Regions from separate parts of the Mus musculus genome. Here regions 1, 2, 4 and 5 are each linked to region 3. Evidence: chromatin loops called from intact Hi-C (ENCODE). Cell type or tissue: heart. All regions are shown on one strand. Region 1 overlaps Nsmce2 (NSE2/MMS21 homolog, SMC5-SMC6 complex SUMO ligase). Region 2 overlaps Nsmce2 (NSE2/MMS21 homolog, SMC5-SMC6 complex SUMO ligase). Region 3 holds the start of Trib1 (tribbles pseudokinase 1). Region 4 overlaps Nsmce2 (NSE2/MMS21 homolog, SMC5-SMC6 complex SUMO ligase). Region 5 overlaps Nsmce2 (NSE2/MMS21 homolog, SMC5-SMC6 complex SUMO ligase).

The links. A loop is a pair of places that touch in the nucleus more often than their neighbours do. Peaks named below come from ENCODE experiments on the same cell type or tissue, not always from the same donor. Only the 100,000 strongest peaks of a DNase experiment are listed, where the experiment ranks them.
Region 1: it touches region 3 in a loop (2.1-fold over the local background); 6 of 42 quality-filtered maps call a loop at or near these places.
Region 2: a loop joins it to region 3, with 2.2 times the contacts of the local background. A loop is called at or near these places in 6 of 42 quality-filtered maps.
Region 4: a loop joins it to region 3, with 3 times the contacts of the local background. A loop is called at or near these places in 7 of 42 quality-filtered maps.
Region 5: a loop joins it to region 3, with 2.1 times the contacts of the local background. A loop is called at or near these places in 6 of 42 quality-filtered maps.

The regions. Positions count from the first base shown.
Region 1 is chr15:59,548,613-59,553,612 of GRCm38, forward strand. The region is part of intron 4 of Nsmce2 (NSE2/MMS21 homolog, SMC5-SMC6 complex SUMO ligase); the gene reads left to right. Among named protein-coding and RNA genes, the nearest start is that of Gm36677, 67 kb to the right of the region's middle. In heart, no CTCF peak of the experiment used is centred here; DNase peaks (open chromatin) are centred at 539, 1,499, 1,999 and 4,059.
Region 2 is chr15:59,540,724-59,545,723 of GRCm38, forward strand. The region is part of intron 4 of Nsmce2 (NSE2/MMS21 homolog, SMC5-SMC6 complex SUMO ligase); the gene reads left to right. Among named protein-coding and RNA genes, the nearest start is that of Gm36677, 75 kb to the right of the region's middle. In heart, no CTCF peak of the experiment used is centred here; a DNase peak (open chromatin) is centred at 1,998; H3K27ac peaks cover 1,425 bases.
Region 3 is chr15:59,647,475-59,652,474 of GRCm38, forward strand. It overlaps Trib1 (tribbles pseudokinase 1), which reads left to right and starts at 1,180. Exons shown (of 3, transcript NM_144549.4): 1 at 1,180-2,048; 2 at 4,005-4,297. The coding sequence starts at 1,689. In heart, CTCF peaks have their summits at 439, 638 and 2,993 (motif pointing left); DNase peaks (open chromatin) are centred at 277, 887, 2,427, 3,087 and 1 weaker place; H3K4me3 peaks cover 4,284 bases; H3K27ac peaks cover 3,635 bases.
Region 4 is chr15:59,478,397-59,483,396 of GRCm38, forward strand. The region is part of intron 4 of Nsmce2 (NSE2/MMS21 homolog, SMC5-SMC6 complex SUMO ligase); the gene reads left to right. Among named protein-coding and RNA genes, the nearest start is that of Nsmce2, 110 kb to the left of the region's middle. In heart, a CTCF peak has its summit at 2,851; DNase peaks (open chromatin) are centred at 2,365 and 2,955; H3K27ac peaks cover 1,720 bases.
Region 5 is chr15:59,565,054-59,570,053 of GRCm38, forward strand. All of the region lies in intron 4 of Nsmce2 (NSE2/MMS21 homolog, SMC5-SMC6 complex SUMO ligase), which reads left to right. Among named protein-coding and RNA genes, the nearest start is that of Gm36677, 51 kb to the right of the region's middle. In heart, no CTCF peak of the experiment used is centred here; DNase peaks (open chromatin) are centred at 2,358 and 2,948; H3K27ac peaks cover 1,346 bases.

The DNA.
Region 1 (5,000 bases), 99 kb before region 3:
GCAAGCAAGCATCCAGACTTGGATGCTAAAGTGTCTGATCATAGGGGGATGCAGTCTTCTCTTTGTAGCCGAATGAAATTTTCCAGGAGACCTTTTGAGCTGCCAGTTGACAGCCCTATATGACATGTCTGTTGGGCTCCTTTGGCACTCATGGCAACAAGAAACAAACCCTGCAGTTTTAAATAAGCAGTTAGAGAGCTCAGAGCAGGTGGTCATAACTCAGTATGAAGCCACCAAACACCTCATCTTCCTGACTGACACCTTTCTAAATTCTCCCAAAGACCTCAGAATACCTCCCTCTCTCAACAGCGACAGGCTTGGCATTGTTAGTGAAGGAGGCCCATGGCCTTCTTGGACCTCTCTGCAGGTCCCACAGGCTGGACTTACAAAGAGTCTTTTGACCAGGCAGCGGTGTAAGTGACTTTATGGAAGACAAGCCAGCGCTTGTTTCCTCTCTGTGCTGTAAGGGTTAAGAGTCATCACTGTGGTCACCAAGGTCAGACACCAGCTCTCAGTGTGCTGGTTCCAGCCACAGATGTGTTTGGGTTGGCCAGGGGAGTTGTATACACATGTATCTTCGGTTGCAACATACACCAGTTAGAAGGGTTCCCATCAGAATCAGCATTTCCAGCTTCTTTTAGTACTGTCTCTGACAGCACAGGCTGCCGTGTAGAGGCTGTCTGCCTCAGTGACATGGAGGTCCCTCATTGACCCTTCTACCTTGACGTAGCTTCAGCCTGGCCTACTTCCTGGATGCAGGTTTAACAGTGTTCCTACAGAGTCCTGTGCCATTTTCTCTACAATAAAAGTGAAAAGTACAAATTCTCCTCATCACACTCCTGACCTAATTTTAACAAGTTGCCAAATACTGAGTCTCAGGCCTACAGTGTGCTTTAAGATATAATTCCTAAGGGCAGCATTCTTTGATCAATCCTCTTGTAAAGTCACACAGTTGAAGACGATCCCTACCTGCTGGTGTTTCTGTGTCACAGCTCTTCTCCCTCTGCCCCATGGTTCCCAGCAGTGTACATGCTAAACATATCCTTAGTTGTCCCCTTTTGGCTGCTCATAGGTTTGAAGCTAGGCTGTCTGTGGGGAAGGGAGTGTGGAGCTGCAGAGGGGAAACGAGATACCTGTTTGGCTTCCACTGGCTTGAAAACTGAGTCATGAGTCCATAGTACAGAGGTAATGTGAACAAGTCTTTGCAAATCACTGCATCAGTAAGCCGTTTGCCCCCACCCCTTACACACCCTTTTCTCACCCGTTGTATGGCCAGCCCCTCTCTTGGTTCCATTTAGACTACCTAACCTCCGTTGGCAAAATCTGCCCTTTTCCTACCACCTCATTATTCTCTGGCCACCTGCCAACCACGTGAGGGCGATTTGAACACTGCTGAAAGCAGGCCAGCACATGGAGTCCTTAGAGACGCTGTCATGTAGTCATGACCGTGAGGAAGCATGTCTCCTGGAACTGTGGGTCACGTCACTCCACCGTTGTCATATTTCACTTTACCATCGCAGGGGTTTTGTGCATTTCTTCCAATTCCCATGACTCTGGTTTCACATGAGGTCGTGGACTTCTCAATCAAAAAGTTGCTCATAGCTTTGGTAGGTCTGAAATTTCAGAGTATTGAGCAAGGCCCGCATTGTGCTAGAACATGATCTAATAAGATTGGACTGTCAAAACAAGAAGCAGCAGTCTGGCTAAAAGGTTTTTAAGCAGGAAATCTGTCCTGTGAGAACCTCCAAAAGATGATAAACATGTAGGCTGGGGGCCGATTTCATTTTCATCTCTACCATGAACTTAAGCAGACTGAAGTAGAGGCAGAAACCGTAGATGCTATCTTTTGGTTGGGAAACTAATTGGTTGTGTAATTAGCTGTGTGAAACATCAGGAAAATATGTGAACCATTTTGTTAGGACCCTACAGAGTACTTGGGACAGAGCCCCAAAATGTCAAGTAGAGACGATGCGTCACTCAGAGTGCAGTCGGAGAGCAGGGAGTTCCTTTCCAGCCCACCAACCGTGAGAGGCGGCAAGTTATGTAACCTTTTCCGCTCCTTGGTCTTTTCATCCCTGACATGAGAATTGGGACATTATAAGATGTTCACGGGGGATAAAAGGAATAATCTGGAGCAGTGCCTGGAGCTGGAGGAGTGGCCAGTAAGCGAGAGCAGTGACTGGTAGGTACATCGCAAGTATGCTTGTGCATTCTGATCTCAGCACAGTTTCCAAAAGAAGATCGGCTGGTATCTTAGTTTTCTGCTCTTTGTGGCTCCTCACTAGTGGAACCCTGTGAAGGGAAACATCTTGTCATTCTCTGCACCATTCTCTTGTCAAGAGCACATCTCAGTGAAGGCTCAGGTCAGGATGGCCCTGGCGATGAGTCACTGTAGTTCACTTTGGCCTCCTCCTGAAGCCCACTTTTATAATTTTCCAGTTCAATTATTAAGACACTGAATATCTGCATCATACTACTGCTGGATTGCAATGTAACCACTAACCAAGCATGTTTATGCAATGCCTTATGTGTAATCACTTATAATAAAAGTAAAAGCCGGGTGTGGTGGTGCACGCATTTAATCCCAGCACTTGGGAGGCAGAGGCAGGTGGATTTCTGAGTTCGAAGCCAGCCTGGTCTACAAAGTGAGTTCCAGACCAGCCAGGGCTATACAGAGAAACCCTGTCTCGAAAAACCATTAAAAAATAAAAAATAAAAATAAATAAATAAAAGTAAAGAGTATGGCTTAGTGATGGCTTCATATTGGCTAAAGGGGAAAGCCCGCGCCGTCTCTCAGCATGTTAGATTAATCCCTGCAGTGGAAACTAGATTGATTCTGACAGAGTAGCTGGAAGTCTAGTCAGCTGCCTGCTTGCTTCCTCCTTGCTGCCGTTGTGTAATGGGCAAAGGTGTGCTCTGGGGACCACTGAGGCATTTGGTTTTGCCCCTGGCAGAGGACTTGGATCTGATTCCCAGCAGCAGCAGCCGCAGCAGCAGCAGCAAAAGCGGCAATCCCTTTCCTCTGCCGAGTCATTGCCAGCTAAGGAAACAACTGTCCTCAAGTGCTGCGTGGGATCAGACACCAGAGAGAAAGAAATCCCGTTAGCTCATTTAATTAATTGTTTTACTTAAAACCCAAGCTGGGAAGAAGGAAAAGAAATCTCAGTCTGTGAAGTCCTTCATTGCAAATGCGGGGACCAGTATCGGGTCCCCAGCTCCCATGTAGTCAGACATGGTGGCACAAGCTTAGGGTCCCAGTGCTGAAGGGGTAGAAATGTGATCTTTCAAGCTCAGTTGTCAGGCTGCCCTATGCCAAGAACATCACACCGAAGTCTATCTCCTGGCCTCTGCAAACATGGACACTCCGCCCTCACACAGGCATATACCAGCACACGCAAATGTGCACGTATACACAATACATATAAGTAAAAAATAAGGCCCAGGGGCAGTTGGGACCAGATCACACCTTTAATCCCAGCAATGGAGAGACAGAGGCCGGTATTCTCTGCGATTTTGAGGCTAGCCTTGTCTACATAGGGTATTCCAAGACAGAGTTACATGGTGAGACCCTGTGTTTAAAAGAAAAGAAAGGAAGGAAAAGAAAGAAGAAATTAAAAGGAAGCCCCAAATCAGTATAAAATCCGAGAATTTATGTTTCAGTTTCCTTATCTAGCTCTCCAAAGAAAAGGGTCCCACTGTCGTCGTCCCCCCCCCCTCAGTCTTTGGAAAATACACAGATAATAAAAACATCAACTTGGGACCAGACAAATAGCTCATCAGTTAAAGGCACACACTACTGGAAAAGGACCTGACTGTTCCCTGCACCTGTGTCCGGCAGCTCACAGCAATGCTCACTCTGGCTCCCAGTGATCTGAAACCCACTTGTGCACTCCCCGGCATCAGCACTCAGCCATGTACATGCGCACACATACACACATCATTCAAAATAACCTTTAAAACAAAACTTGTTCCACATAGTTTATGATGTCACCAGGGATTCTTGATGAGGTTGTCAGCCTGTGTGTACCGTTCTGTTACTAAGCCCTGCTTTTTTCGGGGGTGTTGTGCAATATGTCAACACTTCCCGTTTCTTTCCTGTAAACTGCAGCTTTTCTGGTGATTAGTATTCATCGTCTTTTCCTGGTTATGGGATTGTCAGCTGCAGTCTTGAGGGAGTTCCCTGCCTGCTTTGGAAACAATCTGAAGAGCTGAATGTGTTACTTGGAAATTAAGAAATTTGGAAGCATTCATGGGAACCCAAACGGTAAAACAATCAAGAGATGGTTATGATCTTGAAAATCAGATAATGATAGGATAACAGAAGGAATAATCTCAGCCTTTCTAAAAGCTTCCTGAAACGTTTAATGGACACGTGTGTCCCTGCCCCATGCTTTTCAAAGGATGGATGTTCTTGTTCTATCTCAGGAGCTGGGCAAGTTGTGATGCTTCAGTTCCATCCCTCAGAGAACCCTGACTAATGCACATGGCCACTGCAGATGCTTCAGATGTGGCTTTGTAACTTAGTGCCTTGAATTACCCAGGGTTAACGAACTCTATCTTCTAAATCCCTTCTACAGCCATGGTGCCGACACACATCAGTGACACCTTGTCGTGGTAGAAGATGGGCTAGGCAAAGGCAAAAGTACTGTTTTCAGGGCAAGGAGTATGCAGTAAGCAGCTTTCTGCCCGGGGCCAGATGGGTTGGGACAGTCGGGAGACTGCTGATATAATGAAGAACAAGGGGCCTGTTAAAGGGTGGAAGAAAAGTTTCTCAGGGAGTGACTTCAAACTGAACCAGAAGAGAGCAAGACAAATAGAACGCAGAGAGTCCAGCAAGTGCAGAGGACGGAATGAAGCACATGTAAAGACCCGGGGGCATGTGGTGTCTGAGCAGCAGTACGAAGGCAGATGGAGCTGGGATATAGAGAGAGGTAGAACTAAGCCCTGATTGTAAGGAAACCAAGCTCTGCTAAAAAGTCAATTACAGGGAGGAAACAGTG
Region 2 (5,000 bases), 110 kb before region 3:
ATTAAGAAAGCTGTTGTGAGTGTGGGAACCAGCAGTTGAAATCAAGTGTTCTGTCTGAGTCCGAGCTTCCGATGCTACACTTCAGTCTCCAGGTAGCTCTAGGAGCTACCCTGTCCTCACGGTACTTTGCTCACCCATAAAACTGGGCAAGGCTCTTTGAAGAGTTAAAAGGAGAGCAAACATTGCTCTTGCAGAGGCTCTGGGTTTGGTTCCCGTTGTCAGACATCTCACTCTGTTGTCGCCTGTAACTCCTGCTTAGGGGATCCCCGCCTGCATACCCACACAGGGCTGTGCACAGAATTTAAGATAAATACATTGTTTCTTTCAAATGAATTAAATGGCTTACTATCAAGCATGACCGGGGATTCTTAATGGTGACTCTACACCTAACTCATTTGTGGGTTTCTTTTGTTTCTTGTTTTGGTTTAGACCCCACCCAGAGAACTCGTGATTCATTTCTATACCCCATGGTATGTGGTCTCTTATGACCAATGTAAGATCCCTGTCAGAATTACTTCAGAGTAAGCAGAGTGGCTTTTTAAATGACTCTTGTTGATGACTGTATACCTCATTTCAGTGTTAGTCAGCCAGGACTAAGACAGGACAATGGGAAAGGGCCAGCCTCATAACCTGTAACAGTTGTTCCTGAGATACGTAAGCTGCCGCCCTCGCCCCCTCGCTGCTGAAAGATAGCGTATTTTATAAATAACCGATGCAACTGAAAAGGAACAAATTGGTTCTCCCTCTGTTTGATAGCTCCTCTGTTGACACCCAGTGACCTATCTCAAAAGTAAACCTTTAAAAGACATAGAGTGTTGCCCACAAACATTTTACATTTTTAGGTCCATGAACAGTGGAGCTCAAAAGGGCTTAAATATTCTGACTGATACAGGCTTCTCATCACCAGGTCCCTTACTCAGAGAGGGGGAGGCACTTGTCAGCACACTGCTTTCCAAACGAGAAATGAGCTCCCCAAAAGAACAGTTGCCCCTGCAGTGTTTTATATAATGAGAGTTTGAGATAATTGCTGTGTTGATACTGAAGCACTTTTGATTTATAAAGCAAGCATTCATTTAAGAAAATGTCACATAACTTGAAAATTGTTATCTGAACATATGATTTTAGTTTTCTTTTGCAGGAACTGACTTACTTCAAGGCCATGCCATTTAGATCTCAGGCTAAGCCAAATCAAAGGTGACAAGGCACATTAATGACCTGAGAGGCTGGGCTATCTCACAGGGTGGCACTATCCCATTCGACAGTCATTTATTGAGTGCTTACAAGACACTGTGATTCACATGTTCAAAGGACACTGTCCCAACACTTAAGTACATGACAGAGGGAGGCAGTGACATTCAGCTGCTGTTAACGGTGGAGGAAAATATGAGTATGCAGGAGGGGCCCTGGACCGAGCCAGGAGTAGAACAGGGGAGGGGATAGGGCTGAGCTACAAAGCTTCCTGTAGGACGGACAGCTAGAGTGATTCCTAGAGGACAGGTTACTGTAGGTGGAAGAACCTTCCAGCTGGTCACTTGTGGACAGTGTAAACATCCTGCCTAACCAACATCACCTTGGCTACAGGGAAGGCCTGATGGTCATCTGATGGCTTCAGTCTTAGATGATCTACTGGCTTCAGTCTTAGATGACCTACTGGCTTAAGTCTTAGATGACCTACTGACTTCAGTCTTAGATGGCCTACTGGCATCAGGTCGTAACATTATTTGAACATTTTTAAAAGTCATTTTTGTCTCACAATGATTAGCTAGGCTCAGAAGCGCAAAGGAATAAGATATTTGGGACTTGCCTTTTTGCCTCTGGTTTGTGTCACCTACTCTCCTCCATTTACCACTTGACAGGGTTACATAGGAACAAGCAACACCCTCAGCAGTTAGGCCACTGGGAAAGAGAAGCCCGTGCCACCAGCCACAGTAAACCTTATCCCCAGTGTCACTGGAATTGATGCCACTCTGACCAGTGGATCCTGGTGACCATGTCAGTGCCCTTTAGCAGACTAACCTCTCTATACTTGGCTCTCTTCTCAAGATAAGGAATAATAATAGCTCCTTACTATACCACACTACCCTGTGGACATGGGGGTTGAGGCTGACACTGAATGAACTCACTCCTGGGGCAGCAAGAACAATTTGTTAGCTGTTAAGGGACAGAGTCCCAGTTCCTTTCATGTGAGACTAAGACACATACAAGGACTTCTGCAATCCAGAGCTCCATTTTCTGCAGATACTACTTTGTCATTCAAGCCAGTGTGTTCCTTTCATAGCCACTGCTAGTGTGCTATGTGCCAGACACTGTTCTCAGCACCTGGGATAGATAAACTCAGGAATCAGTCCACACAGAGTCTGAGCTGTGGTGTGGGAGTTAATCTGACACATTTCATAACTGGAGAGAGGGAGAAGGAAGGAAGGAAGGAAGGAAGGAAGGAAGGAAGGAAGGAAGGAAGGAAGAGGGAGGGAGAGAGGGAGTGAGGGAGAGAGGAGAGAGGGAGAGAGAGAGAAAGAGAGAGAGAGAGAGAACAGAGCTTACAAGGCCCAGATGCTACAAGCCCTACCAAGCCATTGTAGTAAAAACTGAGCAGAATGAACAACTACTAGTGACTATTGAGCTTGCAGGATATAGTAGGCACTGGGTTCTGTGTTTTATTTGAAATAAGCAGATGAAGCCTTTATGTAAAGCAGATGACACTGGCTCCAAGGGAGGCAATGGAGGAGTTTGCAAAGACAGGGCTCTCTGATTCTGAAATGCACCTTGGTAGAAGGGTGTGTGTGTGTGTGTGTGTGTGTGTGTATCACAAGATTGGGAATAACAAGATTAATTTTGGGCTGCACTTGGCCTCCATGTAACCCCCTTCCTTGTTCAGGAACTGGGGAGCAATTTTGGTATCTGTGCTTCCAGAAGGACTAGACCAAAGAATCCAGCCTCATAATGCTCACTCCTTGGGTGTTTTTCCTGGAGCACTAAGCAGGTTCACGGTCCAAGGTACAGCTTCCCTGCCCATTTTTAAAGACCCCAGCATTTCTGAGTGCTTGTTACAGACAGAGGAAAAAAACTAAACTACAGAAAACTCAGTTTCCTGTTCTTGGTTATGACCAGAAAATGAGGTGGCTTTCAGAGCAGCATCAGTGACCCGTGAACCTGCACTTTAGATGTGACTCACAGTAGTAGCCTGTGGAAACTGGCAGACTCCTTGTTCTACAAGATGTTATTCTGAGCCAAGTAAACACCCCCAAAGTCAAGATGCTTGTTTAAGACCAAACCTCAAGGTAGAATGTGAAGGACGGGCAGAAGGCTTATTGAAATACGTCAGCTTATTTTGCAGGACAAAATGAAAACCTGCCAGACACTCTTAATTCATACATTACTGATTTGAAATTCATGAAACCATTGAAGGGGCTGTGTAATAATAATAATAATAATAATAGTGAAGGGGCTGTGTAATAATAATAATAACAACAACAACAATAATAAGTGAGAGTCTTACTATTTAGCTGCCTATTGTTTATTTGCAAAGCACAGTGCTGGCCATCAACGGTGCAATATAAGTGACCACTGGCTTCTACCCTTCTGACTGTGTAGGTAATTTCTAAGTATGTAGAGTGTAGTATAACTACCCTAAGCTGTGTCCTGATTCCAGTTGCTCTACACAGAATCAATTTGTACTTACCCAGCAACAAAAGAAAAGAGAATAAAACAAAGAATAATGTGGATGGTGAGTGTAATTCCATCTGCATTTCCAGAGAGAGCAGCCTGCTGTTCCTTTCAGTTGACCTCAGCTTCCTATTGCTTTCTCCTGTCTCCCAATGTAAGATTCCATTGTATCTAGTGTTTGAAGATAACATTTTCATAGAACATAGCCCTAGGATGCTATATCTGCTTGCTGTGAGCAAAGAAGTAGCATTCTTTCCATTGCTAAAACTAATGCCAGCTGTGCTTGGCCTCACCAAGGGGTCAGTTTTTCTTTGACTTCTATGATATTTTCATCATGTTCTTTGGCTAGAGGGTTTATGTTCTAAAAGAGATACAGTTCGTTGTAGTGATAGATGTACAGGGCAAAGTCAAACCTTTTATAAATTCAAGAATCTGCCAAATTGGGCTGGTGAGATGGCTCAGTGGGTAAGAGCACCCGACTGCTCTTCCGAAGGTCTGGAGTTCAAATCCCAGCAACCACATGGTGGCTCACAACCACCCGTAATGAGATCTGACTCCCTCTTCTGGAGTGTCTGAAGACAGCTATAGTGTACTTATATATAATAAATAAATAAATCTTTTTAAAAAATTAAAAAAAAAAAAAAGAATCTGCCAAATTGGGACCATAGCCAAATTATTGGGCTTCTGTCTGTAGCTAGTCATTGCCCACATTTTTTACAAATCTGTAAAACAAAGATAGTTATATTTACGTCATTGATATCACAATGTTTAAATGAATAATAAAGATCCTGACAAGCACGTGGAAGTCCATTGCTATCCATCCCTGCAATAAGTATGAATGTAGTCTGCCTATGAAAACCAAGGACAGGGTGTCGGCAGAGGGGTGACATAATCTATGTGATTTTAGAAAAGATGACCGTGGTGACTGGAGAGTTCAGTACTTGGTGTGCTGACATGGGGACCTGTGTTCAGATGGTTTGCACCCATGTAAAAAAGTCAGGCATGGTGGCGTGTGTCTGTGACCCCAAGGCTCAGAAGGCACAGACAGGAAGATCCCTGGGACTTTCTGGCCAGCAAATCTAGCCCAGTTGGTAAGTTCCAGACTTGATGAAAATTTGACATCTTAGGGAAAAAAGGATAATATGGTGGAGAAGGATGTCGGAAGATACCCAGTGCCAACCTCCACAAGTGCACACAGAAAGTAGAGATTACTGTGGTGTCCGGGCTAAACCATAGCAAACCTAGAATAAGGAGATACTGGCATATTGGCAAAGATGAGGGCCTGAGCAAAAGAAAATGGTAATAGTATGCATGGAGTTCAGAGGTCAACCTGCAGG
Region 3 (5,000 bases):
CTGGCAGTGAATAGAATGACCCGTACCCCAGTATCCAATACTCCTGGCCGCACTGGCGCCCTAGACCCTCGGGCGCGCATTGCAGGCGGGAGGGGACAGGAATCTGGCGCCAGCCACGTGGGCCCCTTCCGCCAGTTCCCCACATCCTTTGTTTCCCACCGGCCGGAGCTCAGGAAGCTCTTTCGGCGAGTCACCGCGAAGGGGCGGCCCAGGAGCTTGGAGAGGCTATTTCCGTGCAATCCGGGCGGGCGGCAGGCGCGGGAGGGGCGTGGAGGTGGAGGCAGAGCAGAAGGCCCAGTGTTTGCTTTTATTTCATCCAACAGAAGGTTCTATTTGTGGAAGCGAACAGACGCTGGGGATTAGAGTTGGGAGGGGGCAGGAAAAGAGGGGAAGAAAAAAAAAGCCACATTCACTACCACGCACAGGTCTTCCCCGGAACTACCGCGTGGGGGTGAATGACTGATAATGGAATTCATCACCTTTCCTCTCGCCCCTTCCTCCGGCTGCAGCCGCGACTCGACGGCGCCCACAGCTCCACCGGGAGCTCCCCAAAGTGCAGAACGGCGGGGAGGGGGGGACCCACTAGGATAAAGGCGTGACCACTGGGTCTCAGCCAGCTGCCGGTGCGCAGCCAGGAGGTGCGCGCGCGGCCGCCGGGAGCTCGGTGCTCCATTGTGTTGTGTGAATGATGCGCGCGCACCAATCAGCGGTCGTTTCGCCCCTGCTGCCCCGCCCCTCCCGCCCACTTCCCCGGGAACCTGACGTCACGGGAGCTTTGCCTCCGCCCCCTCCCTGGGCTACGGGCCCGCGGGCCTGCGGTGGGGCGCGCGCAGCCTGCTGCCCAGCCCAACCCGGGGGGCGTGTGCGCGCGCCCAAGGCGTCCCAGGACGTTCCCACCTGCGCCTCGGCGCGCGCGGTCAGGAGCATCCCCAGGCCTCCAGCCACCCCTTACAGTTCCAGCCTCCAACTCCACCTCCCCTCCCCCCTAGTCTCCTCCCTCCGCTCCGGTGACTGCAAGCCGGGCGACGGGGCCGGAGTCGTCGCAGCCACCTCATTGCACAACCCGGCTTCCCAACTGTTTACACAGCCCGGGCTGTGAGTGTGTGTGTGTATACAGCGTGAGTCACCGGGAGGCGGAGGAGGTGGAGGAAAAGGAGAAGGAGTGCACTGGCCGGGATCAGTGCGGCACACACACTCATAGTCGGTCACTCTCTCTCTCTCTCCTGGAGCGCGTCTCGCTCGCTCACACGCCTGGAGCCCAGGAGCGCGCAGGATTCCGAGCGGCGCGGAAAAGTTGTACCGGCTTTTACGCCAGACTAATTGCTTTGGGAAGTGCGTTTGCTCGGAGAAGCCGAGGAGCCTGTGGAATCCTGTCCTCGAGGCTCAACACCCGGGAACTCGGGCCGTCTCCACGTCCCGGACTATCCACAGCCTCGGCAACAATAGCGGCGGCCACCGCCAACGAGGCGCCCAGACCTGGTGCCTGTGGGGGTCTGGAGACCTTAGCCGGCCTCCCACCCTTGGACGCGTGGCCAACGTGGTTCTGGTGGACAACGCCAGCGTCCTGGAACGGCTCCTCTTGGGGACCGATCCAAGCTCTATCTGCAAACTCCATCCCGCCGACTGGAAGAAGTCACAGCGCAGATCCAGGGATTTACAAAGCCGGGGCCGCTCCGGCCAGGGCCGCGATGCGGGTCGGTCCCGTGCGTTTTGCCCTGAGCGGCGCCTCGCAGCCCCGCGGTCCGGGTCTACTGTTTCCGGCTGCCCGGGGAACCCCGGCCAAACGCCTGCTGGACACGGACGACGCGGGGGCAGTGGCGGCCAAGTGTCCGCGCCTCTCTGAGTGCTCGAGTCCCCCCGACTACCTCAGTCCCCCTGGCTCGCCCTGCAGCCCTCAGCCTCCGCCCTCCACGCAGGGGACCGGCGGCAGCTGTGTGAGCTCACCCGGGCCCAGCCGAATCGCCGACTACCTGCTGCTACCCCTAGCTGAGCGCGAGCATGTGTCCCGGGCACTGTGCATCCACACCGGCCGCGAGCTGCGCTGCAAGGTAAGCATCCTGGGGCGGAGGTTGCGGGTCTGGATCGTCCACAGAAGTGCCTAGGTTCCGGCCCACCGGGATCACAGTCCCGCCAGCGCTTGGGTTTGGCAGAGCAGATAAGGGCGTTTAGTTGGATAAGGAGGGTATTTTGGTCAGCTTCGTGTTTTTGGAGGTTGAGTGCTTTCCTGTGGAGTGTTTTTTGGTGAGGGTTAGGCGGTCTAGAGGAAGTGCAGGGTTCAGTTCTTTTATCTCTGTTCTTTTCTTTGGCGCTCTGTATTGCTAGCGCGTGGCGTTCCATTTAAGTTTGGAATTGCAATGGGTTCCAGGGCCATGCCATTGCCCTGCTCTCATCCCCCTCCTCCCCCTGTCCTGGAAGGACGCCCTGCAGTGTGTGCCTCCTCGGGACTTGGAGCAACTGGCAAGCTCTTTGCGCGAGGCTCGCGGCATGGGTTCTGTATAGACCAAGTCGGGCTTCTTTTTACCTAGGGGTTTCTGGGCTTGAACTCCTGTTGGGACCAGCATACAGCCCACCCCAGGAAGTGTTGGGATGGGGTGGTCTTAAGCGTGGGAAGGCTTCTGGCCAGCATCGGAGTATTGGAAAACTTCCAGAGGCTCGCTTCCACTTGCTTTAGTTTGAGCCGGCGATTTTCATTGCAACATTAACAGGAGTACAACTAGATACAGGATGGCCGGTCTGGGAGAGCGCGTAGCCCAGGACTGCTTCGCAGTGTGCTCTTCGTGAGCCGGACACCCCATCTCTGGGCCATTGAGAGCCCCACTGACTCCTTTCATTCTCCTGCAGTTAAAAGTGGCATCTGGGTTTCCAACAACTCACCTGAAAGCCCCCCTCCGCCCCCCCCCCCCCCCAACGTGAGCGCCCCACCTCTCCGTTTGCTGCTGCCACCTACTGTCCACTCTCGTGAAATCTCTGATGCGTGGTCAAGCACAGAGAGAAACTCTTTCTTCTTGGTGGATGAGAACAGTTTTGGGAGAGAAACGGATGGGGCGGGAGGAGAAGGCAGCAGATATATATTTTTTTCCCAAGTTGGTACTAGAGCAGCCACCTCAGAGGTGGGGTTGGTCTGGGTCATTGTGCAACCCCTTCCAGTTCCTCTGAGCAGATAATAGCCGAATCCAGATGGTGACAGCCCGTGTGTCACCATTTCCAGTTGCGTCTAGGATATGAGTAACCGGGCTGAACAAAAGGCCCTTAAAGAGACCAGCCAGCTTCTTAGAGGATTTGCTACCCGTTCTGGGGAGGGGGGCCAACCAGGGTGGATGGGGGTCGAGGAAACAAACAGGAAAAAAGAGAAGACCTATAGAGGTGCCTATCCTCTCCTGTAAGAAGGTAACTACAGGCTGCTTCCACCTGAGTCTCAGCCATAGGCAGGCTGCATAAGGCCGCTTTGTCAGTCTCTCCTTCCAAGTCATCAGTTCCTTCTGACTAATGACAGCTCTGCGTGTTTGCTGCCTCAGCTTCCCGTGGAGGCTGCAAAGTCACCACATTCTTTGACTGTGCTCTGCTGAGCCTCCTGGGTTCGCAGGAGATGCATGCATGTTTAGCTGTTGATTTTTCACTCTTAGGGATGCCGGGGGTACCTTCCCCTAGCTACTTACTGTCTGCTAGGAAGAGCTACAGCAGGGAGCTGGGCTTGCTTGGCTCCCAGGAGCTGATGGCCCCCTAAAAGACAAAAGCATTTGCAGAAGGGAGTTCTTCTAGTCACCCTACAGTAGGGGGTGGGCTCTGGGAGTGTGCTAGCCCAGATCCCAAAGTGTAGCTGGTTTGTTGTAAGGGTATCCTAACAGCTGGAGCTCTGAGGGGCTACCCAGAAAAGAATATATGAATGGGGCTTATTGCCATTGAAAGCCCAAAGATGGAGAACTCCAGCCCAGCTTCAGATAGGACCTTGGAGGCGGGCCCTCTGTCTTTCTCATTCCTTAAACAGGTCACTTTTCTCCCCACAGGAATTCCCCATTAAACACTACCAGGACAAAATCAGGCCTTACATCCAGCTGCCGTCCCATAGCAACATCACTGGCATTGTGGAGGTGCTCCTTGGTGAGAGCAAGGCCTACGTCTTCTTCGAGAAGGACTTTGGAGACATGCACTCCTATGTGCGGAGCCGAAAACGGCTTCGGGAAGAGGAGGCCGCTCGGCTCTTCAAGCAGATTGTTTCCGCCGTCGCCCACTGCCACCAGTCGGCCATCGTGCTGGGGGACCTGAAGCTCAGGAAGTTCGTCTTCTCCACCGAGGAGAGGTAGGCAGCTGACACAGCACTTCTGGTGGCCTTTTGGAACAACAGCAGCAACAATCCCCACCCCCCCAAACAATGAAACAAACAAACAAAATGAAACAAAACCCCCAAAGGCACAGGTCATGCCTTTAGGTGCAAGATAAACCCAAGGGCTCAGGTCTTCTCTGCTGTTAGTACTAAGTCCTGCATCTGGGAAGTGATGGCCAACCCCAGTTTATTCTCTGCTCTATTGGACGCAGCATAGGGAAGCCTAGAGGTGTGTTGGTGCTTTTCTTGATGCTACCTGTTGACAGGATGCCCTTCCTGCCCCTGTCTCAGGCTCAGGTTTATCTCCTCTTGTCAGAAAGGCCAGTCTTTTGGGGAAAAGGTGTCCACTTGTCAAGGACAAGTGGACTCCAAGAGGTGCTCAAATTCTTACTTCCGTGCCCTGCCTCTGCTGTACCTAGAAGACTTTACAGAGCTAGTTGTGTTGTTGTGTTGGCAGAATAACAACCATCCCTATCACACCAAACTCCCGTTCTGTTTGAGCCTGGGCGCACCCCACCCCTCCCAGTAGTTGGTTCCCATTCTCTGGTGAGTTTTTAAAGACATCTCATCAGCTCCATCTTCAGAAAATAACCACATTGAATAATAAATGGAAGTTGGCTAGCGTGCACTGCTAAATATAGTTCCTGGCTTACCTCACAAAGGACAAGATGTGCTTGAT
Region 4 (5,000 bases), 170 kb before region 3:
ATGGTTGCAGTTTCTCTCTCCTCTTGGGTGTGCTGACCAGCTCTTGCCCACTTCGTTGTCTTTATAGTAGAGCACTGCACTAGGAAGGAAGATAAGGAACACTCGTCCTGCGTCTTGGGAATTTTGGCCTTTAGAGCAGGGGTCTCCATGCTTTTTTCATTGTTCACTGCATATTAATTGCATTTTGTTGGTTTGTCTGTATATATGCTGTAAGTAATTTCAGCATTTACATTGGTAATGAAACCTTTTTTCTTTCCTAGATAAAAGTTAATTATAAAAAGTAGTCATATGGTTTTGTGTATATTCTAAGGTGTATGCAACGTACTTTAAATACCTCTGCTGGGAAAGTTAACATTATTTTTCCTGAGTGAAATCTAGAGATGGTCCTAGGAATTCCAGGGATGAGTAGATTTAGTTAAGGAATTGCTCTAGTATCTGTTCCTCCATCTTCCCAATTCATTTGCTACCCAAGCACAAAAGTCCTATGTGTGTTGGGAATCGAAATAGTATATTCTGAAAATAGGGGTTTTTAAAGAACATTTGGTAGATTTTTATTTTTACAAGATGAAAAGTCCTAGAGAAATGTTTTTATAATAATGTGAATGTATTTAATACCAATTGTGTCAGCTTTCTGATTTAATAACCCAGTATCGGAGACAATCAACCTTTGATAAGTTTATTTTAGTTCTTGGTTTCAGAGGCCTCAGTCCATGGTCACTTGACACTTTCTATTGTTGCAGGATTTTCCCTGTCCAATCACATTAGGACAGTGGGGGGCCTGTGATTGGACAGGAAAAGGGAGGCGGAGCTAGGAGTTGGGGAGACAGAGAGGTCGCAGAAGACAGAGGTCGAAGGAGGAGGAGGAGAAGCCAACATGGAGGCAGATAGTCAGGAAGAAGATCCCGATCCCATGTGGTTTTAAACAGCAACTAGTAGCTAAGATTTTCACAAGGTTAGAATAATTGGGGTAAAACTTTTATCATTATCAATTGGCTCTGAAATTATTGTATTGGCATCTTGTAAATTGTGATCTTATTGTTATATAAATCTACTTGGATAATTAAGCTTTAAGAGTGATGTTTCTACTGGATAATTAGGTGTTGAGATGGCTTTTCATAGGGTGTGTGGGGTGTTGCATGGAAGTGTGAGGAACTTGTGGGGGACATCTTAGAGATGGCCCAGTGGGAACCCTGTGGCCCTGTGGGGCGAAGAGTTGACTGCCAAGAGACTGAGCAAGTGAGATCACCTGACATGGGGGTTAGCCCTAGAGAGTTGGTAGCGGCAGGCAGGAGCATAGCCTGGCCTGGCTGAGAATTGGCGTGTTCATTTTATAATATTTCCCTCAACAATCTATTGCTTTGGGCCAAATGGTAACACAGTATACTATGACTGAAACACATAGAAGGAGGCGAATTTACCTTATGGCAGCCAGGGGGCAAAGAGATAGATGGGAATGGGCTCAGATCCCCTTTAAGGGTACTCTCCTAGCCCCCAGATGACAGATTTGGGGCTAGATTTCCTCCACTAGATTCCACATTAGAAACATTAGACCTCACTGCAGCATCACACACTAGGCAAGCTTTTGCATTATTGGCCTGTGAGGGACACTTAGAATTGGAACTGTAGCACTAATGAATGAAGGCTAAGATGGATTGCTGGTGGCTCTCCTGTCTTGCTGCCAGCCTGCTGCCCTGTCTAGTGTAGGGAGTACACTTTTCTTTCTGTTGCAAAAACAATAAGGGCATCAAGATGATAAATTTTATGTTATGTGGAATTTTTTTCTTCTAACATAAAGACAATCAGATCTTACTTACTCATTGCCTGTAACTAATTTATTTTAAAACCTGAGCCACATAACCAGACTGTCACTGTCTGTGATCCTGTGTAAAGATTCCATGTCGTACCTGTCCTTCTAATTTTCTACTGCTTTGCTAAGTCCTTTAGGCACTTTAGTCTGTTACACCGCCACAACCAGAGAATGGAGTTTTGATTTGTAATACAAACCAAGTAAAACCTATGACTAGCAGTCTCTGGAGCTCCTTCAGTGGTACAGACTTGAAGAGGGGCCTTTAATGATGCCCTGCCTGCCATGTTGCTGTCTGGGATCCAGGAAGGCAGGTAGACAGCAGTCTGAATTGCATTTGGTATTTCCTGTGTTCCAATGCCTGGATGTAAATGAGAGATGAGCATTTCAATTTGGATGATCTGGCTGGGTTCCTAAGCCGAATGGCTGCGCATATACCATAAACACCGTGAAGAAGCAACCATGGAAACACTTGTTTTCTTGTTGAGCTAAATTTACTCTGGGTTGAATATTAACACAGCTCCTGGCAGGACTTTAAAAGCAAAAATAGCTTAAGCGTGATTCACTCTGAGTCACTGCTGGTGCTGAGCTGCCTGGTGCTTGACATTGAACAAGTTGGCAGCCTGCATTGCTACATTTTTTCTAGGAACTCTGAACACATTTCATTCTTGTGAATTTGCTTGTGCAATGATATTAAATAGAGTAATATGTTTACTTTGTTTCTAAGTCAAATGAATTTGAGAATGGCGAAACTAAAGTATTTTTCTTGGGCTTTCTGGAAAAGCAAGCTTCTCAGAATTCTGTGGTTTCTTTAACAGTTTATTTTATAGGAGATTAGTAAAATATGGAAATTTTAGATTAGATACTGGGGCTTCTGGAAGTTTTGTTAAAAAGTCTAGTAGTACTATTAAGCAGGATTCATTAATCTTCTGTCCTTACCAGACAAGGTGATTGTGCCATTCACAAAGCTCTTTCCTTTTCTTTCTTACCAGGGGAGGGAGGGAGGGAGGCAGGCGGTACTGCAGCCTGCTGTACACTCAGCTAGGCGGTTAACTTAGGAAATACTTTTCTTATTTGAGATTATATAATGGGAAGTTCATGGGTTTTGAAAGGCAGACCAGACCCACCCAGGGGATCTCTGTTGGCTCTTTAAAGGCCTCCCTCACATGCCTTTCCCTGAGTCAACCCAAGTGGCTGCTAAATCGTGAGTAGCCTGTTGGCTGACTGTGGGAAAACCTAGGACAGAGCAACTCGCCTCATCCATGATCAGCTAGGGCTGAGTCTAGAACGCTATATGAGAATGGTTTTCCCTTGATGTTGCAATTTCTATTTTAACATGTTTTTGTTTAGCTTTTGGAGTTGCCCAACAGTGTAATTTCAATTGAGGTTTAGTTTCAGCTCTTCCAATTTTTTTTTTCTAATTTAAAGACACTATCATTTTGTCTTAGAACTTCAATGACTTATATAAAAAATGGTTTTCCTATGATAGTCTTAAAACCAAAAGGAGCCTAGCCTAATTTTTGATAGTATTTTGAAATTATTTTACCATAAAATTGTACATTAGAAGATGCAACTCTGGTAGAGAATTTCAACATAGTTGCATAAATTGTGTTTCATATTACAACTTGTTCTCTGCTTGACTTCACTGAAATTAATAAAAGAACCCTTTCAGAAGGATCTGGTGAGTTAGCTTTGGTTTTTTTTTTTTTTTTAAAGAACTTACTCATAGTGTATCCTGTGTTGCTAAGTTTTCAAAGTTACCCATTTCAACCACACCCAAACCCTTTCAGAGGCTTGAAATCTCTTTACTCAGATGTCTTCCCAGTAAAGATTGGGGATCTCTGTGAGTTCCAGGAGATGCGTGAGGACTGTGTAAGAGCTAATGCTTGGTGATGGAGCTGCTGCTGAGTCTTGGATACAACACACAGTTCCTTATTCTGCAGTCAGAGATCCCTTACAGCTTTCTGACTCCGGCCTTGTGGCTGCTGGGAATATCCCTGAGGTGTTTTGTCTCAAAAGGATCCATGCCTTGGAGCTAGAGAAGGGAGAATGGGTTTTTACCATAGCATTCTCCTGGCCCACGGTTGTGCATATTCTGCTGATAGCTGTGTTTTGGAGGCAGGTGAATTTTTGGCATGTCCTTAAAGTAAGTACTACAGGGTTTAGGTAAATCAGCCCTTTCAGATTGTAAACTAAAAGGTTATTAGCCTAGCTGAGTCTCAGCATAACCCGATAGTACTCTGTTACTGCAGATCAGACACACCCCTGTCCCTCTGCCCCCAAGTACCCACCGCGTGTGTGTGTGTGTGTGTGTGTGTGTGTGTGTGTGTGTGTGTGTGTGTGTGTGTGTGGTGTAGAAAAGGTCTTAGGTGTAAGAGTTCAGGCAAGATCCCTATAAGAAAGAACTTGTATACTCATTAAATCTGGGTTTTACAGACTGGGTAACTGTTAAATTTATTTGGTCAGTGCAGTTTCATTTTTCTGCTTCTGTTCATTTGTGTAGTAGCCATTTATTGAACCTTACTATGCCAGAAATTAGGATATTTTTTAAAAGTCGGTGCATTAACTTAGAGGCAGTCAAGCAAATTATTAAATTATCTATGTTTTAAAGGGCCGGTGACAACCATGTCATAATTTTGTTCTAGTAACTATTTTCAAATGTTTCTAATTTTCAAAAAAAAATATGCAGGCATATAGTAACTTTTTGGATAGGATTTTAGATTCTACAATGTGGGATGACTAAGTCAATCTAATTGACATGCTTAGCACTTCATCTACTTTCTAATGGTGAAAACATCCAAAATCTACTTATAAACTTGGATTATGCGTCCTTATCCCATTCTGCCATCACTCTTGGACAATGCACACACTTTTGGTAAATTGTAGTCTTGACTACCTTGAAGTCAGCTTTTTTAGATCTTACACAGAAGTGAATCTGCTCTCTTTATCTTTCAGTACTGATTTAAATGTCCTCCAGGCTCATCCATGTTGCTGCAAATGACAGACCTTTCTCTCTCTCTCTCTCTCTCTCTCTCTCTCTCTCTCTCTCTCTCTCTCTCTCTCCCTCTCCCTCCCCCTCCCCCTCCCCCTCCCCCTCCCCCTCTCTCCCCCTCTCCCTCTCCCTCTCCCTCTCCGTGTGTGTGTGTGTGTGTGTGTGTGTGTGTGTGTGTGTGTGTGTGTGACACAGAGAGATAGA
Region 5 (5,000 bases), 82 kb before region 3:
GGGTCCCCAAGTAGGGACAGGTAGACTAGAGATCTTGCGTCTCCATTGACTCAGCTGTAGACCAGGGCTAGCACTAGGTGACCGCAGCTTTTTCAGTTTGAATATAATGCCAAGTCCACTAAAAAGCAAAAAAGTCCACCTGTTCCCTTTACACATTAGGCTCCTGTGTTTGTGCCATGCACTGTGGAAGTACAGCCATGCATTCGGGAAGAAAACATAGCATTGAGCAGTTTGGTAGACTCCTGTGGCCATTTCCCTACCTGCCAAGTGATTATCTGTCCCCAGGTCCTTACTCGTGGCATATGGGAAAGAGTAGATAATACAAAGATTGTAAAACACTGTCAATGTCAAGTACTGTGCCATAGACAGAGCAGCCACACAAGGCAGGAAAGCATCGTGAGAAAGAAAATAGGCATTCTTCCCCGCTGTGATTTTATTGTTCCCACCCCCCAACCCCCACCCCACCCCGAGACAGGGTTTCTCTGTGTAGCCCTGGCTGTCCTGGAACTCACTTTGTAGACCAGGCTGGCCTCCTGCCTCTGCCTAGGATTAAAGGCGTGCGCCACCATGCCCGGCTTGTGATTTTAAAACTATGTTCTAGATTTTTAACAACTAACCATCTTGATCTGTATTTTCCTGTTAATTGGAACTGCCCAACACACTTTGGGGCAGTACCTCCAACATCAGAGTGTGATACTAGAAGTCATTTCATTGTTTTCCAGCCCAAATCTTTTTGCAAAGAACTTGAGACAAGCTTGTTTCATCTCCAGTTCCAATCACTAGCCGTGTGATTGCATGTATAGGGTGGAAGAGCCAAGGTTAGAGCGGCACACAGGAAATCCAGACTCGGCTGCTTCTAAGCTCCAGTCAGCTGCAGCTCTGGGACAAATCAGAGTTGCAGACTTTATTGAGAAGACCAAAGCTGCTGTGTGGACTTAATCTGCTTAATTTCCCCAACAATAGATATAAAACTAACTGCAAGGTCACACAGAGGAGGAAGTTATCTAGAGTCTGCAGTTTAGTGTCTTGTCCAGTGTGTCTACATTCTCCTAAGTAAAGCAACTTGATATGTCTGGAAAGGGTATGTTTCTGTCTCCACTTTATATATGCTTAGAAAATTGGCAGATTTGATATAAGCCTTCATATTCACAGATATCCTAGAAATATCTACCATAAGTCTATCCGCTATTAAGGTCACAGTAATAGGATTGTATGGTTTGTAGAATTAAATATGCTTAGCTTTGGCCTGCTCTGAGGTTTCCAGTTTTCAAAAAAACATGAGAGAAAGCACTAGCATCAGCGTTGTCTCCATTAAATTAGATAATTTGCAGACTATGCATAGCAGAGTGCTGGCTTTCAGTGCATCATAGCTCGCATTACAGAACAGGTTCTTAGTCTGATTAGACTTTCACTGAATAGTTAAGCTCTTGATAAGAGAATCCAGATGAACAGGTAGTGTTTCGCTGTTGGTTAGTTGGCTGGTTTTGCATTTACTCTTTATCGTGGGAGGCTTGTGCATGCTGTGTTACATACAGGAGTTTAGAAGACAGCATGTAGGGTTCCGTTGTCTCCTCCAAACTTGGAGTCCTATGGTTCAAACATAGTTCACCAAGCTTGGTGCAGGTATCTTTATCTGCTGAACATCTCACCGGTCCTGTTTTTGTCTCAGATCGGGTCTTGCTATGTAATCTTGGCTGACCGGGTACTTTCTGTGTAGCCCACCCTGGCCTCAAACCCACAGCAGTCCTCTTGCCCCCTCACTCTGCCACATGCAGCCACCGTGCCCATTTTAGAAGAATCCCCATGTGCTGGAGAGCAGGCCTCTGCCTGGCCTGTGCCTTCTGTGTTCCTGGTTGGTAAGTAATGGGTGTTCAGGAAGGAGCTGCTTGCTGCACTTGAGCTTGGGTTTCTGTCAAAAGGAGATTGCCTCTTCAGTGAACCCTTGAGTCTTACGAACCAGTCCTTGATTTCAAAATTTCTTTTGAGTTCTCATGAATGTGGTGAGCTACCATGCAGTGTACTTGGAAACAGTCCAGTTTGGTTCTAAAGAGAGAAGGGAAGAGGAAGGGCGGAAGACCATGTCATCTAATTGGTTTGGGACCTTGGAAGAGACAGGATTGTCTGAGGGGAGCACCAGGTGGAGAATCCAGTATCCTACACACTGCTGCCAGCAGCACTTGCTCCTGAGAGGGAACCATACAGGAAACACATCATCCTGTGCCCATGCCAGGCCATCAGAGTCAAAGCCCTAGGAGTAGGGGACCGAGGCGTCTTTGTAGTTTAGTTTGCCAGGTTTAGGGAGCATTGCCACAGCCGTTTTCCAGGCCCAGGAAGAGAAAGCAATTCCCTGAGTCACTCCCAGGGCTAGTCAGTGACCAAGGCCAGCCTTAGGTTCAGAAGACACTCGGCCAGTACAGGGTCTTCCCAGGTTATCCCAGCCCCTGGTTCTCTACTGGCTGAAGAGCAGAGGCAAACGCTTCTCTCTCTGTGCTATCGAGAGCTGCCTGACCTTAAAGGGCCACTGTGGGGTCAAGCTAGTTAAAAGATGTTCTGTTCTGTTCACCGTGTCCTTTACTCACAGTCTGTTCTGCAGACAACTGAAAGGCTGCTAAATTAAGCCATTTTTCAGAGAGGTCTGAGTCATCTAGTGGCAGCTGTCGGTGCCTCGCTGGAGGTGCTTTGATCATTGTTGTCTAAATGCACACATTAGTCCTGGGCAGCAGTGTGTTGTGCTGTGCTAGGGACTTACTGAGATAATGGGCTCAGCCCTTGAGGACATCAAGGAAAGCCAAAGGCTCATGAGTTTCTCTCAGGGCAAGAAAAGGCATGGAAGCCACATATTTTAGCACCAACAATCTAGTCTCTCGGCTAGGAAAAGCTTGAATGTATCCTGCCTGCCCAGTTAATATAGAGAAGGGAAGTACCTCACTCAGATCACATGGGAATTCAGGAGCAGATGGCAGGACACAGCAGAACAGAATTGGTTTCCTCAAGGGAGTTTCCTCTATTCAATCAGGAAGGCTTTCATTAAGAGTTGTCATTTCAAGGACATCTGGAAATGAGGTCTGAGAAGCCAGTCCAAAGCACAGTGACCATGGGCATATGTTTGAGAAGAGTGGTGTACAAAAGAAGAAAAAAAATGCATTAACCTGTTATAAAGCAGTGTGTATAACTGATTTAGAGCACGGGGGTGGGGGGTGGATGGGTGGGGAGGAGTCAGAGTAGGAATCTGAAGAGGCCAGAAGTCACCAAACAGTTGCCAACGACAGCATTCTCATGGGTCTTACTGACATGACTAGGTGGTCGAAAGTGGTTCAGGGGGGTTAAAGTCACTGCCACCATTCCTGAACAGCCATTTCATGCCATGTCTAGCATATTGCATAAAATGTCTTTTTCCTTAGAACAGCTTTTCAGACAGGTGTTTTCCTCCAAGCCAGTGTTCCTGTGCCAGTGAATGCCCACTCAGACTTGGGTGGCTTTCTTAAAAGCACAGGGCGTTCGGGAGACAGAGTTCATACTTGTTGGTTCCTTCCTTGAGGCCTCTCTCAGGGTATTGAGGGGGAATGTTAGGGAGAGCCATAGGAGATCACCGAAAGCTTCTATCTAGGCCTGCAAACAAAAGGGGATAAAATGGTAGCTGTGGGTGGGGTCATACATTTCTGATTAGAAAGAGCAAGAAAATAATGCAAGTTTTTGCCATTGCCTCACCGATGCTTAAGGAAGAACAAATTGACCGGAAGTTACTTACTTGGCAGTGATTGACCTGGTGACATGACCCATCGAGTTAGAAAAAAGGAAGGCTCCTCAAGAAGAAAGATGTCACATAATAAGCTTTACTGGTGAGTTGGAGTGTTTAACGTTGCAATGCCCAACAAAAGATGAAAGGTAAAAGCAGATTAATATGTTGATGTGTCCTCTCAATAGATGATAGCACAGCATCCTGTGACCTAGGGTCTCACAAAATCTGCCACAGGCCTGTGTGCATCGGGCACTGGAATAAGATGGTAGATCACGGATGTGAGAGGATACAGCTAGGAATGGAAAGATCGAAAACTCCGGGAAGCTGTGTGCTATCATGCCAGCCTTGCACTGGAGGGAGAGCAGGGGAATTAAGTCTGGCAGGGCCCAGGGTCCTGTAAGAATGGATCATTAATTTTTTTTAAAGATGAGAAAGGAGGCTTTTAGGCAGGAAGCACAGTAAACACATCTCGTATCCTAGAATCCAAGGAAGAGGGGGAGAAGAAGGACTTAGCTGTGCTGACTACATTGGTCAGTCATTCATTAAGTTATAAATTAGTTTAAATCTTTTCAGTAGACCTGCCAATTAAGCATCCCACTTACACATGAAGAAAAGGGGCACGGAGTGCAGAGATGGGCAGGGAACAGGTAGGATTTTCCCAGGCCTGACTCTGAACCATGGCTTCCATGCCCCTACTGCCTCGGCTAGACTGGAGAGCAGTAAGGAAGACTTGACAGGGACAGAGCCAGAAGCTGTGAACAGACCAGGGCCAGCGTCTGAGAACCAGGGAGCCTGAGGTCTTGATGGTGCAGAGGTGACATGGCCAAAGCTGGCCACAAGGATTGGCCTCACGTCCCTTTGCCGTGTGTGGCATTGTGCTGCCCAGTGTGTGGACGAGTGAATATTCGTCACCTGGGAATGATGGGAATGAGTCTCCTCTCCCCAAACTAGTACTTTGTAGCCATTGTGTCTGGAAATGTCCCATGTGACAACCCCATATCCTGTCTGTTTACCCTTTCCTTTCCAGTGACATGGGATACCCACTGTTGATAAACTGTGACTTAGTGTGAATCACTAATCATGTAATTGGTAGAAAACAATTACCTTTGACAAAACTAGGTTACCTGTGTGAGATCTTTGTACTCTTGAGGTGAGAAGAGTCAGATGGGTAGAGGTTTGGCTCTAGGAGTAGGCTAAAGGGCTTCACCTCGCTGGGAGCATAGGTCCTAGCCCCTGGATTAAGTCGTGCTCTTACTGCTGA